2 separate regions of the Homo sapiens genome follow, and region 2 is linked to region 1. A link is a loop called in an ENCODE intact Hi-C map of the cell type or tissue named here. Cell type or tissue: IMR-90. All regions are shown on one strand.

Evidence for each region. Peaks named below come from ENCODE experiments on the same cell type or tissue, not always from the same donor. Only the 100,000 strongest peaks of a DNase experiment are listed, where the experiment ranks them.
Region 2: it touches region 1 in a loop (6-fold over the local background); 3 of 110 quality-filtered maps call a loop at or near these places.

What each region holds. Positions count from the first base shown.
Region 1 is chr1:183,112,687-183,120,686 of GRCh38, reverse strand. LAMC1 (laminin subunit gamma 1) reads right to left here. Exons shown (of 28, transcript NM_002293.4): 5 at 5,968-6,156; 6 at 5,050-5,167; 7 at 4,012-4,110; 8 at 3,784-3,920; 9 at 3,245-3,367; 10 at 2,964-3,153; 11 at 2,541-2,653. Among named protein-coding and RNA genes, the nearest start is that of LAMC1-AS1, 25 kb to the left of the region's middle. In IMR-90, no CTCF peak of the experiment used is centred here; no DNase peak of the experiment used is centred here.
Region 2 is chr1:182,857,555-182,865,554 of GRCh38, reverse strand. DHX9 (DExH-box helicase 9) reads right to left here. Exons shown (of 28, transcript NM_001357.5): 8 at 7,315-7,451; 9 at 6,915-7,004; 10 at 6,661-6,822; 11 at 6,438-6,515; 12 at 5,371-5,562. Among named protein-coding and RNA genes, the nearest start is that of DHX9-AS1, 22 kb to the right of the region's middle. In IMR-90, no CTCF peak of the experiment used is centred here; a DNase peak (open chromatin) is centred at 3,334.

The DNA of each region.
Region 1 (8,000 bases):
TCCAGTGGTGCCCCTGATACAAGCATCAACAGGAACATTTTATCAGAGAGGTATAGGCCTCAGTAACATCATCATATTTCCCTGTAATCTCCATTCCACTCTAGTGTTTTGCAGTCTTATGCTTAAAGCGTATTTTTCATGTTATGAAATAGCACTTGCTGTTTATAAAATTCATTTGAAAATTAACCACCTAAGGCTGAAGGACACCTCCATTACTACCCTAAATGTACTACTTTTAGTATGTTTACAGGTTTATCTTGCCTAGTTAGGTCATGAGATATGGCTTTATTGGTTACTGTGCTTCCAATTCTAAACATCCTTAAGTCTCCCCATTCTAAAAATACTTTCTTCAATCTTGTTCCTACTCCCAAATTATAGTCCATGTCTTTTCCTTATAGCCAAACTTCTTAACTGAACATTCTTTATTTTACTTACTCAACTTCAAATTACTTCTTAAAGCACTGTGATCTTTCAGTTTCAACACCACCCCGCCACCTTTTTTTTTTTTTTTTTTTTTTTGAGATAGATCCACTCTGTAAACTCAGGCTGGTGTGCAACGGCATGATCACAGCTCACTGCGAGCTTGACCTCTTGGGTTCATGCATCCTCCTGCCCTCAGCCTCCGAGGTAGCTAGGACCACAGGTGTGTGCCACCATGCCCAGCTAATTTTTTTGATTTATAGAGACAGAATCTTGCTATGTTGCCCAGGCTGCTCTTGAACACCTAGCCTCAAGCAATCCTCCTGCCTCAGCCTCCCAAAGTACTGGAATTACAGGCATGAGTTACCACGCCTGGACAGTTTTAACACTTCTTAAAAACAAAAACTCAGCAGTGATTAAGGAATCACCAATCCAAAACCCAACGATGCTAGCTTCCTAAACTTGTTAATTGTTTCTCTTTCTTAAAATTCTTTTTCTCCCTTGGCTCTTATTTATTTATTTTACTTTTTTTTCAGACAGGGTCACACTCATTGTCCAGGCTGGAGTGGAGTGGCACAATTACCACTCACTGCAGCCTTGACCTCCTGAGTGCACGTGATCCTCTCACCTCAGCCTCCAGAGAAGCTGGGACTACAGGCATGCACCACCATACTGTGCTAATTTTTGTACTTTTTAGTAGAGATGTGGTTTCGCCATGTTGCCCTTGGGTCTTAGAGCATGGACTTAACTGTTTCCAGGATTCCATCCTTCTTTTCCATCTATATTTTCTGTCATATTTCCAAGTTTAAAAATTATTGCCCATATGTTGACAACCTTCTAAATCTGGATCGCTAGTCCTAATCTCTTCCTAAGCCCCAGATTCATATTTCTAACTACTTATAAGCCATTTTTATCTGGATATTCATGCAGGCATTTCAAAAATCAACACATCTAAGCTGCAGATGCCTCTCCCAATACCACATCATCACTAACTCCACCTCCCCAAACAGCTGTACCTTGCTAGAGAAAAAGGTCCTTGTTTAAAACTTTTTTTTAAGAAAAAAAATTTTGACCGGGTGCAGGGGCTCATGCCTGTAATCCCAGCACTTTGGGAGGCCGAGGCAGGGGGATCACCTGAGGTCAGGAGTTTGAGATCAGCCTGGCCAATATGGTAAAACCCCATCTCTACTAAAAATACAAAAATTAGCTGGGTGTGGTGGGGCGTGCCGGTAATCCCAGCTACTTGGGAGGCTGAGCAGGAGAATCGCTTGAACCAGGAGGCGGAGGTTGCAGTGAGCCAAGATCATGCTATTGCACCACAGCCTGGGTGACAGAGCAAGACTCCGTCTCAAAAAAAAAAATTTTTAAGTCTTAAACTCTTGTTCACCAAAAATTATAACAAAATCATTCAATAATTTATGACTTTTAATAATTTAACCAATGGCTCAAATTATAAATTATAATTACACAACAGTAAATAAAAAGAAATGAAGATGAGGCAACTTGAGCCAGTAGAATTATAATCAGATTTTTTTTTTTTTTCTGAGACAGATTCTCATTCTGTCGCCCAGGCTGGAATGCAGTGGCATGAGCTCAGCTCACTGCAACCACTGCCTCCCGGGTTTAAGCGAATCTCATCCCTCAGCCACCCAAGTAGCTGGGATTACAGGCTTTTGCCACCCCACCTGGCTAATTTTTGTATTTTTAATAGAGACGGGGTTCCACCATGTTGGCCAGGCTGGTCTCAAACTCCTGGCCTCAAGTGATCTGCTCGCCTCAGCCTCCCAAAGTGCTAGGATTACAGGTGTAAGCAACTGCGCCTAGCCTATAATTAGGTTTTTTAGAAAATCTATTTATATACAATGTAACCTCAATTGACCTACTGATCAATTGAGTAATCAATTAGTAAATAATACTATTTACTAATTTTACCAAATTTTTTCCAGGTCCTTGAAAGCCGTTAAAAAATGCATTGTCTTTATATATAATTCATGTATAATGTGAGTTGTTATACACTTCTCAGTGTTATATTATTAGGAAAGAGAAACTTTTGCATTATCATGAATCTTTCTAACCAATCATCTTTTTAAACAACTCTCCTAAATTATATCATAACTTACTTCTCTCACTGTATGTCCCACGTATCTTGATAGAGGTCAAGTTGTTTAGGAGCTTCTGAAATTCAAAAGGGGTAAGAGCAGGCCTCCAAGGGTAATCTGTTGCTTCATGGAGCCTGGAGAGAAAGAAAGGGCCACATTAACCTCTGTAAGGACAATTCTGGATGTTGGGGAAATATTTCTTATTCATTTATGCCCCAACAATGCAATGCTCTAACAATCAAATCAAATAAAAAATAAGACTATTGGTTTGGTAGTACAATTGGAAAAGATAAAGGTAAAGAAAGGAAGGCTCCCTTTTACAAAATCACCACAATAACCCAGAAGTTTTTCTTTAAAATACATCTAGAGGCCAGTTAAACTTAAATAAAGACACCACTTTCACAATGTTCGTCAAGTCTCACTTTACAAAGAAGGCTATCTTACCTGAAGACATACTTCACAGTGGTCTCACTTGGATAGGAATTGCCCTGAGCGATCAAGGGTACAGATACTCTTAAGCCAGCTCCCTCAAGCACAAGGTCTTCTGCAGAGAGGCGAGTATCTCGCCTGTCCACTCGAAAGGAGAAGGAGAGGTTCTGACCATAACTCAACACCTGCTTGCCCAAGAACTTTGCTGGAATACAGACACAATGGTGGGCAAGAATGTGAGACTGAGACTAAACAGAGGCACACAGCAGGTCAGACTGCTTTCTAGCCTTACTTACCAGGAGCAATGAAGTACCGAGGAAAGTAGCTGTCTGAGATCACGGCGATATCTTGCCTCTCAGAGGACCACTCGAGAGATGCTTCAGAGCCATCTCTCTGTTCCGCACGCCACCCATCCTCATCTGCAGGTAGAGAAGGAAAACACAAGCACTTTACACTGTAAACATCCTGAATTCAGGTCCTCTATGTATCATAAAAATGTGTAAGACCACACCTTGTATACAGAAAGGCATCAATAAACCTTTTTGAATAAATGGATCCTACAACAGTACCAATATATGCTATACCACTCAAACTATATTTTACTTTATTACTATTTATATAACATTTGTAATCACCATTCATTGAGATAAATTCTAAAGCCAAAAGTACATTTTCATTAAATTAAAAGGCCAAACTACAAAAACTATGCATGCTAAATAATACAAAGTGTTGCCAACCATCAAAAAGCCCTCAAAGAGTCACTGATTTTATTTTTAAAAATATTTTAAGTGTAATCTCACAGTTCTAACAGGTTGGGGGATGAGGTCTAAATTACCAATCTGAAAGGTAGAGGAGATAGAATAAACACTGTAGCCAACAGCGTTTGTACAGACAGAAGAATGCCCAAAGCAGAAGCAGGGTGTGCAACCCCGAGGATTAGATGATTCCAGATTAAAAAATCCAGGTTTGCATCTGAAAAAGATTAAGACACAATCAGTTACTTTTTTTTTACTTGAAATATGGTAACAGAAAACACAATGCAGCTAGAGAAAGAATGCACTACCTTTCACAATTGAAGCCTTCGACATTGTCTTTGCAAACACATCTTCCTGTTTCAATATTACATTCATCTATGCTGCCAGAGGGATCACAAGAGCATGGCCTATTCAATGAAAAATGGATAAAACAATCAGAGAAGGGAGAAAACTTCCACTCTTCAAGTCAGCCCTTTGTTTTACATGTTAACAGATTTTTTTTTTTTTGAGACAGAGTCTCACACTGTCGCCCAGGATGGAGTGCAGTGGCGCCATCTCAGCTCACTGCAACCTCCGCCTCCAGGGTTCAAGAGATTCTCCTGCCTCAGCCTCCTGAGTAGCTGGGACTACAGGCGCACGCCACCACACCCAGCTAATTTTTGTATTTTTAGTAGAGACAGGGTTTCAAAATGTTGGCCAGGATGGTCTTGATCTCTTGACCTTGTGATCCGCCTGCCTCGGCTTCCCAAAGTGCTGGGATTACAGGCGTGAGCCACAGGCGCCCAGCCAACAGACTTTTTTAAAAGAAATACACATAGAACAAAATGGACCCTAAAGTCATTTTTTTTTTTTTTGAGACAGAGTCTCGCTCTGTCACCCACGCTGGAGTGCAGTGGCGCGATCTCGGCTCACTGCAAGCTCCACCTCCCAGGTTCACGCCATTCTCCTGCCTCAGCCTCCCGAGTAGCTGGGACTACTGCTGCCCGCCACCACGCCTGGCTAATTTTTTTTGTATTTTTAGTATAGACGGGGTTTCACCATGGTCTTGATCTCCTGACCTCGTGATCCAGCCACCTTGGCCTCCCAAAGTGTTGGGATTACAGGTGTGAGCCTAAAGTCATTTTTATATTTGGTTTCAGTTTAAGATAGTCATCCCATTAAAACTCTGCTTACTCTCTGTACAAGCCAAACCCCTTGTGGCTCACCATTACAGCTAGTCCTCAGTCTTGTTGACAATTATTACAGGAAAAATGTTTACCCTGCTGCCAATAAGCCATAAGATCTATTAATATGTGTTGACTATATATAGATTCTGCCCCCTTCTTCTGGCTTTGAAAATATTTTACCTGCATCCTGCTTCAGTGAGAGAATGGAATCCAGGCTGGCAACGGTCACATTTGTCCCCCATCACTCCTGGCTTACAGCTGCATCTGCCGTAACTATCACACTGTGTGCTTAGAGAGCCTAAAATGTAAAATGCCTATTGTCAAACAAAAATTCGGCCAGATACGTAAGTAAAATCAATGTGTTAAAGAAAGATAACTGGTAATTAAAAGCAATGCCTGAGAACCAGTATGCAATCTCCTGATGGTCACAAAGGTAATAAAAACCAAATTTTAAATCAGAACTTTCTCAAAATCATGACCCTTTAAGTCATGGCATTTTAAGTTTCTAGACACATGCTAAGATGAATTTACTCATCAATGTTGAAAATCACTTTGTACCCAATGAAACACTGCACACAAGATCAGTTACTTCTCTGTGGGTGATCACAGCCCCTTAAGGCCCATGTCTAGAATTTAAGTATATATAGGCCTAAATGACAAATATAAAGGTTAAACTCTTGAAGAATGGGCTAGACTAAGAATGCTGTGCATCTCTGTACACACGCAAACATGCTAAGAATATTTCAGCACTCTAAGGAGATTAGACTAAACAAAATCATCAACAAGGAAGAACTCACAAAGCAGTTAACCTTTTACAGTCAAAGTTCAAATTGTCTCTATGATCCTGCTGCTAATTATTTGCAGAACCATTACTCAGGCCACCACCCCCCTCTTACACACCAGAAACTCATCTGAAAGTTCAACTTGGTTAAAAAAGGTGGAGGCATGGGGTAGAGACAGATCTTGACTGATTTCTGTGTTACAATAATGTATACATCTCCACATTTAGTTGTCCAAATGCCTTGGAAACAAAGCTTTCCTTTCCGGGGGTCCACGGAACTATCATTTTGTCTTTCAATCCATCTTCCTGTCACTTACCCACAGGACTACAGTGGCATGAAGAGCAGGCTTCATTGTTGCCAAGGCGGAAGAAGTTCTCTCGGCACCTCTCACAGTGGGCGCCATCTGTGTTATCCTGGCAGTTGGTACAGTGGCCCCCATGGCCAGTGGAACGATAGAGTTCAGGGTCGAAGTAGCATTCCTGGGATCGACCATTGCAATCACAGGCTGTCAGTCAAAACACACGAGTTACATCAGATCTGGGTACCTTTAAGAAGAGCATTTTAAGACTTAAAACCAAACATAATTTCCCACATCTCTGAGACAGACAGATGGTGGTAGACTAAGAATGATTACCAGATGCACTGTTCATTAACAACAACAAGAAGGTCAGGTGCAGTGGCTCATGCCTATAATCCCAGCACTTTGGAAGGCTGAGGCAGGCAGATCACCTGAGGTCATGAGTTTGAGACCAGCCTGGCCAACACGGTGAAACCCCATCTCTACTAAAAATACAAAAAATTAGCCGGGTGTGGTAGCAGATGCCTGTAATCCCAGCCACTTGGTAGGCTGAGGCAAGAGAATCGCTTGAGCCTGAGAGGCGGAGGTTGCAGTGAGCTGAGATCACGCCACTGGGCACCAGCCTGGGCGACAAGAGCTAAAACTCTGTCTCAAAAACAAACAAACAAAAAACCACCACCAACAAAACCCAACAGGATGTCAATAAAGGGTATATACAGCCAGATGATAAAGAAATGTTCCTCCCTCTAAAAAACAGCACCATCGTAAGATACAAGGAATTCTCGTACTTAGAAAATAATCTGCCTCCAGGTAATTGTTCATATACAAGTAAAAGTCAAGTCAAATTATAATTCTCCTGAATCTTTAGCCTTTATTCTAGTATCAACTCCAAAAACAAAGTGCCATTTTATATGCAGGCTTCAATTTACCTTAACTTTTTAGGCCTCAGATGAGTCAAATACATTAAGACACTAACTTCCAAAGTGCCAGATTATTTATATATCTAGACTGGGGTAACTTGAGACATATGGGTCAAAATTAGTGCCACGACAGATGAAAGCAGAATTAAAAAGAAATCTAGATCCTCCAGAAACATCCATGTACAGGGAAGCCTCAACTCCAAATGGGTGATCTGTTAAGTAGCTATATTCCCTGCAGGGCACAACCATATTTCAAGACCAAGTATCTGTAGTCACAAAAATTCCTTACTATATTTATAATAAAAAGATTTTTTTCTGAGTTATTGATTCTTCCCAAAATGTAGACAGTATCTTGAAGAGTAAATAAAAAGAAGTTTTATTTGGTTTCAAATCGAACAGGATGTTGTTTAAAAAAAATATTCGAATACATCTTTTTTGGAATATATTTTTCTTTTTTAATGCAGACTTCTTCTAACCAAAATCATGAACACATTTTGATTTGTTTGTTTTTTGGAGACAGGGTCTCACTCTGGAGTGCAGTGGTGTCACCATAACTCATTGCAGCCTCAAATTCCTGAGCTCACGTGATCCTCCTCCTGCCTTAGCCTCCCAAGTAGCTGGGACTACAGGTGTGTGCCACTATACTCAGCTAATTTTTAAAAAATTTTTTGCAGAGACAAGGTCTTGCTCTGTTGCTCAGACTGGTCTCAAACTCCCAGGCTCAAGTGATCCTTCTGCCTCATCCTGCCACGTAGCTGGGAGTACAGGCACATGCCACCATGCCTTGCTAATTATTTTATTTTTTATTTTTGCAGAGACAGGGTTTCACTATATTGCCCAGGTTGGTCCCAAATGAGTCTCCCACCTTGGCCTCCCAAGTGCTGGGACTGCAAGTGTGAGCCACCATACTCAGCCCCTTTTGTTCTTTTTCTCTCTTTCTTATGATCAGTTATTTCATAGTACAGTATTACAACTGAAAACTTTTTTAGAAACTTGAGTTATTGCCACCAAAAATTAGAGTTTTGTTAAGTTAGTTTTAAAGTGCCCTTTTCCTTCCTTCATTAGCTATTTCTCTTCCCTCAAGACGCCCTAGCTTATCCCTCAATCCACCAAGCCCAACCCACCTGAAGA
Region 2 (8,000 bases), 260 kb after region 1:
TACTGATCACTATCTTCTTTTTACTAAACAATCCTTTTAATAATCTTATTTAGCAATGGATAAGGATTTTTCCACCTATGTCACCATTTTCTTGAATTTCTCTGTATTTCATAGAAATTACCAAAGTTCTGAAGGTTCAACTCCTGTAAGTCAGATCAGCTGTTTAAATATCAACACATTATATATACACGCACTTTCATCCAGAGATTTAATTAGTGAGAATAAAATGAGATACAGACACAGTGCTCTGCACCTCAGTTACCCTGAAAAATAGCGTTACATGAAAGTATGAGCTCTGTATCTGTCCATCAAGAGAATTCTACATACTTGAGTTAAGGAATGTGAAAATGTTATTTCACTAAAGGTACAAAATGTAACCACCAAGTTTTCTGCGTCCTTTCCAAAAGTTGCTTGTATTCTACAACCTATCGTCCCCCTTTTCTACTACTGTCTTCCCTATAGTTTTTCTTTTTTTCTTTTCTAACACTTCTACTAACAGCTGGCTTCTAGAAAGACTTAAAATATTAGGATATTTGACTCTTCTGAGGTGTGTTCACATGCTACTGGTACTCAGAGATTGCTTTGTCACCTTGGGGTTATTTTCAAGTCTACGATCCTTGTGGTTTCCAGATCACTCCTAAACTGAATATGCGCAGGAGATGGTCAGTTTCTCAAGCAGTTATCTATTTTAGTTCTTAACTACCCATAAAACACAAACGTCTTAAATCCCAAGGAAGACATGATAGAGGTTTTAAATACTAATACAGGAGGTGCTAAGAAACCATGATCAGAAGCACTTTTTTGCTGAATTTCTCTAAGTACGACTAGAACATTAATATCATGACAACTATTTCAACAGCAAAGAAATAAATGACCCCGCAATCTCTTTCCCATATTTTATATGCTTCTCTGATTTACCAACTTCCAGTTTCCTCAATAGCCCTTGACTTAAACAAAAAACATTTAAAATACAAGTGTTTTTCATCCCTAGTTGATTTGACTAGAAATCTGTCATTTTTCTTCAGGGGAGTGTGGCAAAATGCACGAAAGTTAAAATATGCATACCCTCTGACCCAACAATTCTATGTCTAGGAATTTAATCCAATTGATCAAAGGCGTATACAAGTATGTTCATCCCAGCACACATATCAAAATATCAGAAAAAATCTTTAAGCCCGGTATGGTAGCTAGCCAGTGAATTCCAACATTTTGGGAGGCCAAGGCAGGAGGAATGCTGGAGGCAACGAGTTCAAGACCAGCCTGGGCAACACAGTGAGACACCATCTCTACAAAAATAAACATCAGTTAGGTCAGGTGATAGAGGCCTCTAGTCCCAGCTACTCAGGAGTCTGAGGCTGGCGGGTTGCTCAGCCCAGGAGTTTGAGGTTGCAGTGAGCAATGATGGTGTGTCCCTGTAATCCCAACAGAGTAAGACCCTGTCTCTCAAGAAACAAGAAATTCCTCTCAGGTTCAAGCGATCCTCCCACCTCAGCCTCCAAAGTACCTGGGACTACCCTGGGGTGCCATCACGCCTAATTAATTTTTGTAGAGATGGAGTTTCGCCATGTTGCCCAGGCTGGTCTTTAACTCCTGCACTCAAATAATCCACCTGTCTTGAACTCTCAAAGTGCTGTAATTACAGGCGTGAGCCACCAAGCCTGGCCTGGGTTTTGGATTTTTAAAAAATTATTCTATTCTTAAAATTTCCCCAAGGTGTATGTATTACTCTTGTAGTACACCAAAAGCAGTAAAAAAAAAAAATCTTCTAATTCTTAATTCTTAGCTCACTAGAAATATTCACAGGACAGGCATTTTGTGTGGGAAAACAATGCCTAACGTGAGCGTATCAATGACTATTTAAACCTTTCTCAGACTGCATGCCACTGTACAGCGTATGAAGATGCTCTACTTATCCCTTAAATAATCTATCACTTTTCCCTTGATCTTCTGTGCTTCAATAATTATTTTATATATTCTGCCACAGTGAATAAATACAAGGCAAGGCTCATAGGTAAAACAAGTTCTATCTATACCTGCACGGCCACTTCTATTATAAGGAATATATACATATTCTATATTACTCAAATATAAATAAGAACCAAGAACACAGAGACATCTAGAAATCGTATTTGTGTAATATAACAGTAAAAACCATGGCAGCAAATATGCCTTATTTATGCTTCAGAATACTAGTAAAATCTTTTCCTGCTGCATTCTAGTAGATTAAAAACACAAGTTCAAAAAGGTTATTTTGCCTAAGGACACATAAATGACTTAAGACTTCAAATTTCCTTTACTCCCAATATAATCCTTTCTCCAATTATTTTACTTTTTATTATTTTAACTATGTTACACTTGGATTACTAAATATGTTAAAAATAAAACAATAACCGACAAAAGTGAGACTAGTTAGAAAGTACCAGTGATGAAAGCAAAGGATAATATTTTTCCAACAGAAAGCTGGAAGAATAGTTCCAACTGTCCTCCAGATATGTGCTTTTAATTTTCATTGCATACATCTGCTTATCTCATTTTCTCTTTAGAATTTTACTACTCTTGCCTGGAGTCCAGCCATAGTAGTAGGTAATTTCAAGTGCTAACCTCTTCCCCACACTTCTGTCTGCTTTAACTGAAGTAGCTCTAATAATATGTACTAAGCAGTCACTGAAATTACTATGTACCAGGTACTGGGTAACTAACACTTTCTATACCATAAGAGGTTGGAGATCTCTCCCAAACTGTTATTTTGTAGTATTCTAGAATCCATACCTTTAATGTACACCTCTTGCCATTTACTCAGAACTACAGCAATTTCTTCCATCTTTCAAAACTGAAGTTCTAAAAGGTCCCAACTTTGCTTTTTCACATCTAAGCGTTATATACACAGTAACATGACTAAGCTGCCACAAAATGTCAAGATTCCTAATGCACTAGATACTACAAAATGTATCAGGCTCCACTATCTCTATCTTCTAAGGTTCTGAATTTATTTTATACAAAGAACCGTTCTTATCCTGAAATGATGGTACTATGGGGTAAGTACAGGATTGATAAAATTACATTAATATGCTTGATTTACATCCTACAATTACAATTCATCTCTTTCAAATAACTTTAAAGGTAGAAGACAACTATTTCCTACTTAAAATTTTCTGCATACAGCCCACAGGTTTTAAGTGGCTTGAGTATGGATAGACCGAAGGATAAAATTCAGTGAGTTTGGTTGAGAATTTACACTAAGGCTGATGTCATGGTTTGAGCTACTCATTCTGTTATACGCCAGTCCATAACTCTAAACTTGTGCTCTGTGAACTGAGATAATACACTTAAAATCAGGAACATAAAAAAACTTTCTAATACTTAACTGATGACTTCATGTGGTTTCCTATAGATGGCTACAAGTGCAAGATAATGGAAAAATGATTCAACAGTGGTAGTACTACAAAAATAACTAATGCTATCTCAGACTGTGCCAAAAGAAGTACAGTATATTAAAAACAAAAATAATAAAAAACTGTATTCTGTAATAACCAATCAGCATGCTCAGGCCTACTTTTCATATTACAGGTAGGTGCTGATGAATTTGAGTGTGTTTAAATCTTAGACTTACTGTACCTTCATGGCTGAACTATAAATGTTTAGTTGAGACTTTCAAACTAAGTACATACTAGGACACAATATAGGTTTTTAAAATTTTGAAGACTTGTTACAGGTAAGAGGTATGAGACTGATTTTGGGACAAACGCTAGGACAAAAACATGCAAGCCACAGAATGTAGATGCAATATGAGTTATAAGTAATTCACCCCAAATCAGAAGACACAGGTTTGCTAATACATTTCCATGCCACTGAACATTTTAAAAGACAGTGAGACAAAGCACTTCTCACTTGGGCAGGAATTTTTACTCTATTTATGACATGCAGACAACTTGAGACTCCTGTCTTCACAGCTCGCTTGTTAAATTCTGCTTCTTTCTGCTATATGCCACAACTGCTTTTGAGATTAGAAATGGATAGTGGTAGAAGGGAGAGGAAGGGAAGAGAAGAGCAGAGCAGAGCTGAGCTCAAGGCTTCTCTTCTGTAAAATTGCACTCTTGAACAATGTTCTTCCTGAAAGATGAGGTAAGAATTAAGAGTAAGAATATTTTATTGGAGTATGATGACATCTGGGGCTGCAGCCTTCACTGTAAGTCAAAAAATCCATAGCCAGTTTTAGGGGTGAGTCGGAAAATCAAAGAAAATTTTGTGAACAAGCTAGGAATCCTTTCCCAGAAAAATGTCAATTTATCATATTTTTTCAAGCCTAAGGTATCATCAGCCTTAGGATGCAACATGATTCCTTCACAGCAATTTTTTTTTTCAGGAGAAAACCCAATTCTCACATAAAATATACAATTATACTAATTATACAATTATACAAATATACTAATTATAAAAATGTATCTCAATTTCAGAAATGTTAAAAAGTTTCAGATATATGCTTTATACATGCAAATGTAAATGAACATGCACACATTTCAAAGTTTGTAACTCTCCTCTGAAAACTGATTATGTTTCCCAGGTTAAGCAACATTAACCCATCGGGGAAAAAATAATTTCTAAGTCAAGATGTAAGCCTACCTCAGAGGTAGTACCTGGCTATTTGCAATGCTCTCCCACAAAGTGCCAGAAGTACAGGGTAGAGCCAACGGAACTGTTTAACCTGAGAGCACTTAGAAGAGCTAATCAGTTCTTCCCTAAGTACTGGGACAAACATGCAGGCGCTGCTCATTGCTGGTAAGGTAATACAGTGTTAGTTAAAAGGAAGAATCCTAAAAGGCGGATTGCTTGGTTTTTTAATCCTAGTTCTACCACTTTCTGTGTTAACCTTGGGCATTTTACCTTCTTTATGCCTTAATTTACTGAAAGAGAAATACTATGTGAAATAGTACTTACATCTTAGGGTCATTATGAACTTCGATTGAGTTTTTTCTAAAAAGCTACTGCTTAGAATAGAACATGGCATACAGTGAAAGTTAACCATTACCTGTCTGACTGGTTTTTACTCAATATCAAGGTGGTTAGATAGAGATGACCAAGATTTGGATGAACTTTAGGACAAAGAATTCTTAATCTCGACAGTCTGATTCTAGGCCCAGAGACTCTTTAGCCCAGATAAAAAGAATCCCTCACATAGTCCAGTTTAGCTTATTAGTGTAGCATACTAGAGATTAGAAAAAGACTACGTTGTTTTTATGTTTTCTTTTTTTAAATTTAATTTCAAGGGCACAATGCTCTCTCAATCTTAAATAATTACAAAAATTAGTTAATCAAAGAAAGAATCAGAAATAGTCTGCTCTCTAGGTATTTCATGGTTGGTTTACCACTTACCTGAGTTACTACGATGTTACACTCTGCTGCTCGGTCATTCTGGATAAAGTCATCTAGAATGAACTGGGGAACCTGTGTGGTTTTCCCACATCCAGTAGCCCCTCTAATAATGACAACTGAATTTTGGCTGATTGCTTCCAGAATCTCACTTTCAAATTTCTTCACAGGCAGTAACTCTCTCTCCTGCAAGATCTGCATTAGAAAAGTCACACTTCAGTCAAATGTCTACCAACACATTAGAAGCAACTGTCTTGATCCTTTAAAAAACTTCCATCTCTATAGACTGGGCGCGGTGGCTCACGCCTGTAATCCCAGCACTTTGGGAGGCTGAGGATCATGAGGTGAGGAGTTCGAGACCAGCCTAGCCAACATGGTGAAACCCCATCTCTACTAAAAATACAAAAATTAGCCAGGTGTGGTGGGGTGTGCCTGTAATCCCACCTACTTGGGACGCTGAGGCAGGAGAATTGCTTGAACCAAGGAGGCGGAGGGTGCAGTGAGCCGAGACTGAGCCACTGTACTCCAGCCTGGGCAACTAAGCGAGACTTTGTCTCAAGAAAAAAACAAACAAAAAAACCAAACTTCCATCTCTATAAAAACTTACTCATTTCCATTGGCTTAGTGATGAAAATGTTTTTTTCAAAAAAGAATGTGTATATTTATATCTCTAATAGAACTACTTCTTTTCACTACACTTCTGAAGAATGTATCTTTTGATGTTGTCCAAAAACTAAATTCTCATTGTCCCTGAAAGTCGCACACGCATTCTTTTTAACATTTTAATTTTTTATTTGGAAAACACTAAAACAAACAAAAAAACCAACAACAAAAGGAGTCACTGCCTTAAATCTCTCCACTTTTATTAAATTACATTAAGAAGTGAAATTCTCTCACAGGCCCTCAACTCATAGCAACTAACTTCAGGGGTAACTAGGATTAGCAGTTTGGTACATATCTTTTGATATGCCCTCCTTAAAAGGGCAAAATGTACTGCTCATTGACTTTTTACCCATACCTAGAACATTCTGAAGCTCTGAGCACTACTTGTCTAAATAATTCAGACTTACTGCTTGCAAATCATGATCCTGTTCCAACTGGTACATCAATTCATTCTTGAGGTCCATGCTTATTTGCTCTGGAGTAGCCTGTAAAACAAAAAGCCAACATAGTCAAACAAAAGCACATAATTCAGCTTCAAAATAAATCCATTTTTTACCTAGACATACTAATCAAATATAGTCTCAAGAGTAAAACACAAGACTCTGATCTCAAAAACAATATTGCACTCACAAAAGCCAGAGGCCCCTCATCAATGTTGCTACTAGTCCAAGGATTCCAGTTGGATTGTGGAGGTGACCAAGGAACCACACCCACTTGGTTTTGTCGCTGAGATGGTTCGAACTGAGCCAATTTGCCAATGTTGAGTGCAACTGGCACAGAAGGATCTTCAGGCTATTAAAAAATAAGAAAAACAAACAAAAAATATGATTTGCTTGTCTACGGAGAGTTCTACGTAAATGTGAACTAAACAGCTTTATGCTTACCGGGGGCAAAATCTCAAGATTTAGCTCTTGAATGATGTTTTGCAGCTGATGCTCTAAATCTTGAGAGAGGTTTACTTTGTAAGGCTCCACCTATGGAAAAAGGATCACACATTAACAACACTACTCAAATCTACTATAATGGGGCTAAGACTATACAGTCAACACTAGGTCTACAATATTCCTAAACCAATAGTCAGTTCCCTTTTGTGAGAGAATTACTTCAATGATTATTTACTCACTGCCTATTATGAACATCATGCCAGACACAGAGATGATTAGCAGGGCCATTTTCATTTCCTGAGGTAAGATTCTTAAAATTAAACTTCTTCAGCCAAACACTAAACAAGAGCTAAATTGAATCTCACACTATCTCACAAGTCTATTAAATCTAAAGACTCACTGTCTCTCCTTCCTTCTTCTTTGTAAGTCCGGAGTAAGCTTCAACCACTCCAAGATGGTACAGTTGTCTGACAAGTGACAGGGCACAGGACTGTGCTGCCAATTTCTTATTTGATCCATGTTCTCGTGCAAAAATCCCTATAATGTAAGGTCAGGATTATCAGACAGAAAGAAATCATCTGAGTAAAGAAACATCTTATCACAAGAAACTATGGGCTTACGTACACAAGAAGCCCTAAAATACAGGGTATGCCATGGCTTCTAGTTCCTTTTTATTCTATTAATATCTGCTAAACAAAAGAAATTGCCAAACAGCTTATCAACTAAATAACCAACAGTTTTGATTACTGGCTGATACTAGGACTCATACAAATCAATATTATGAAAGCAAATAACCTATTTCAACAAAGTTGTCACTGTTAATATCAGACATTAAAATGGGGAAGAAAACATAGTTTGAAAAGACAAAGAGTAAAAAATAAACCAGTAAAAGTAATTGGGTCCAGAGTGGTTACCTAGACCAGGATTTGGGAAACTTTTTCTATAAACGGTCAATTAATAAATATTTTAGGCTTTGCAGGCCATATAGTATCTTGTCACAACTACTCAACTCTGCCTTTAATGTGTGAAAGCAGTCACTGACAACAGAGTTTGATAAACCATAGGACTGGGAATGGCTTTACGTTT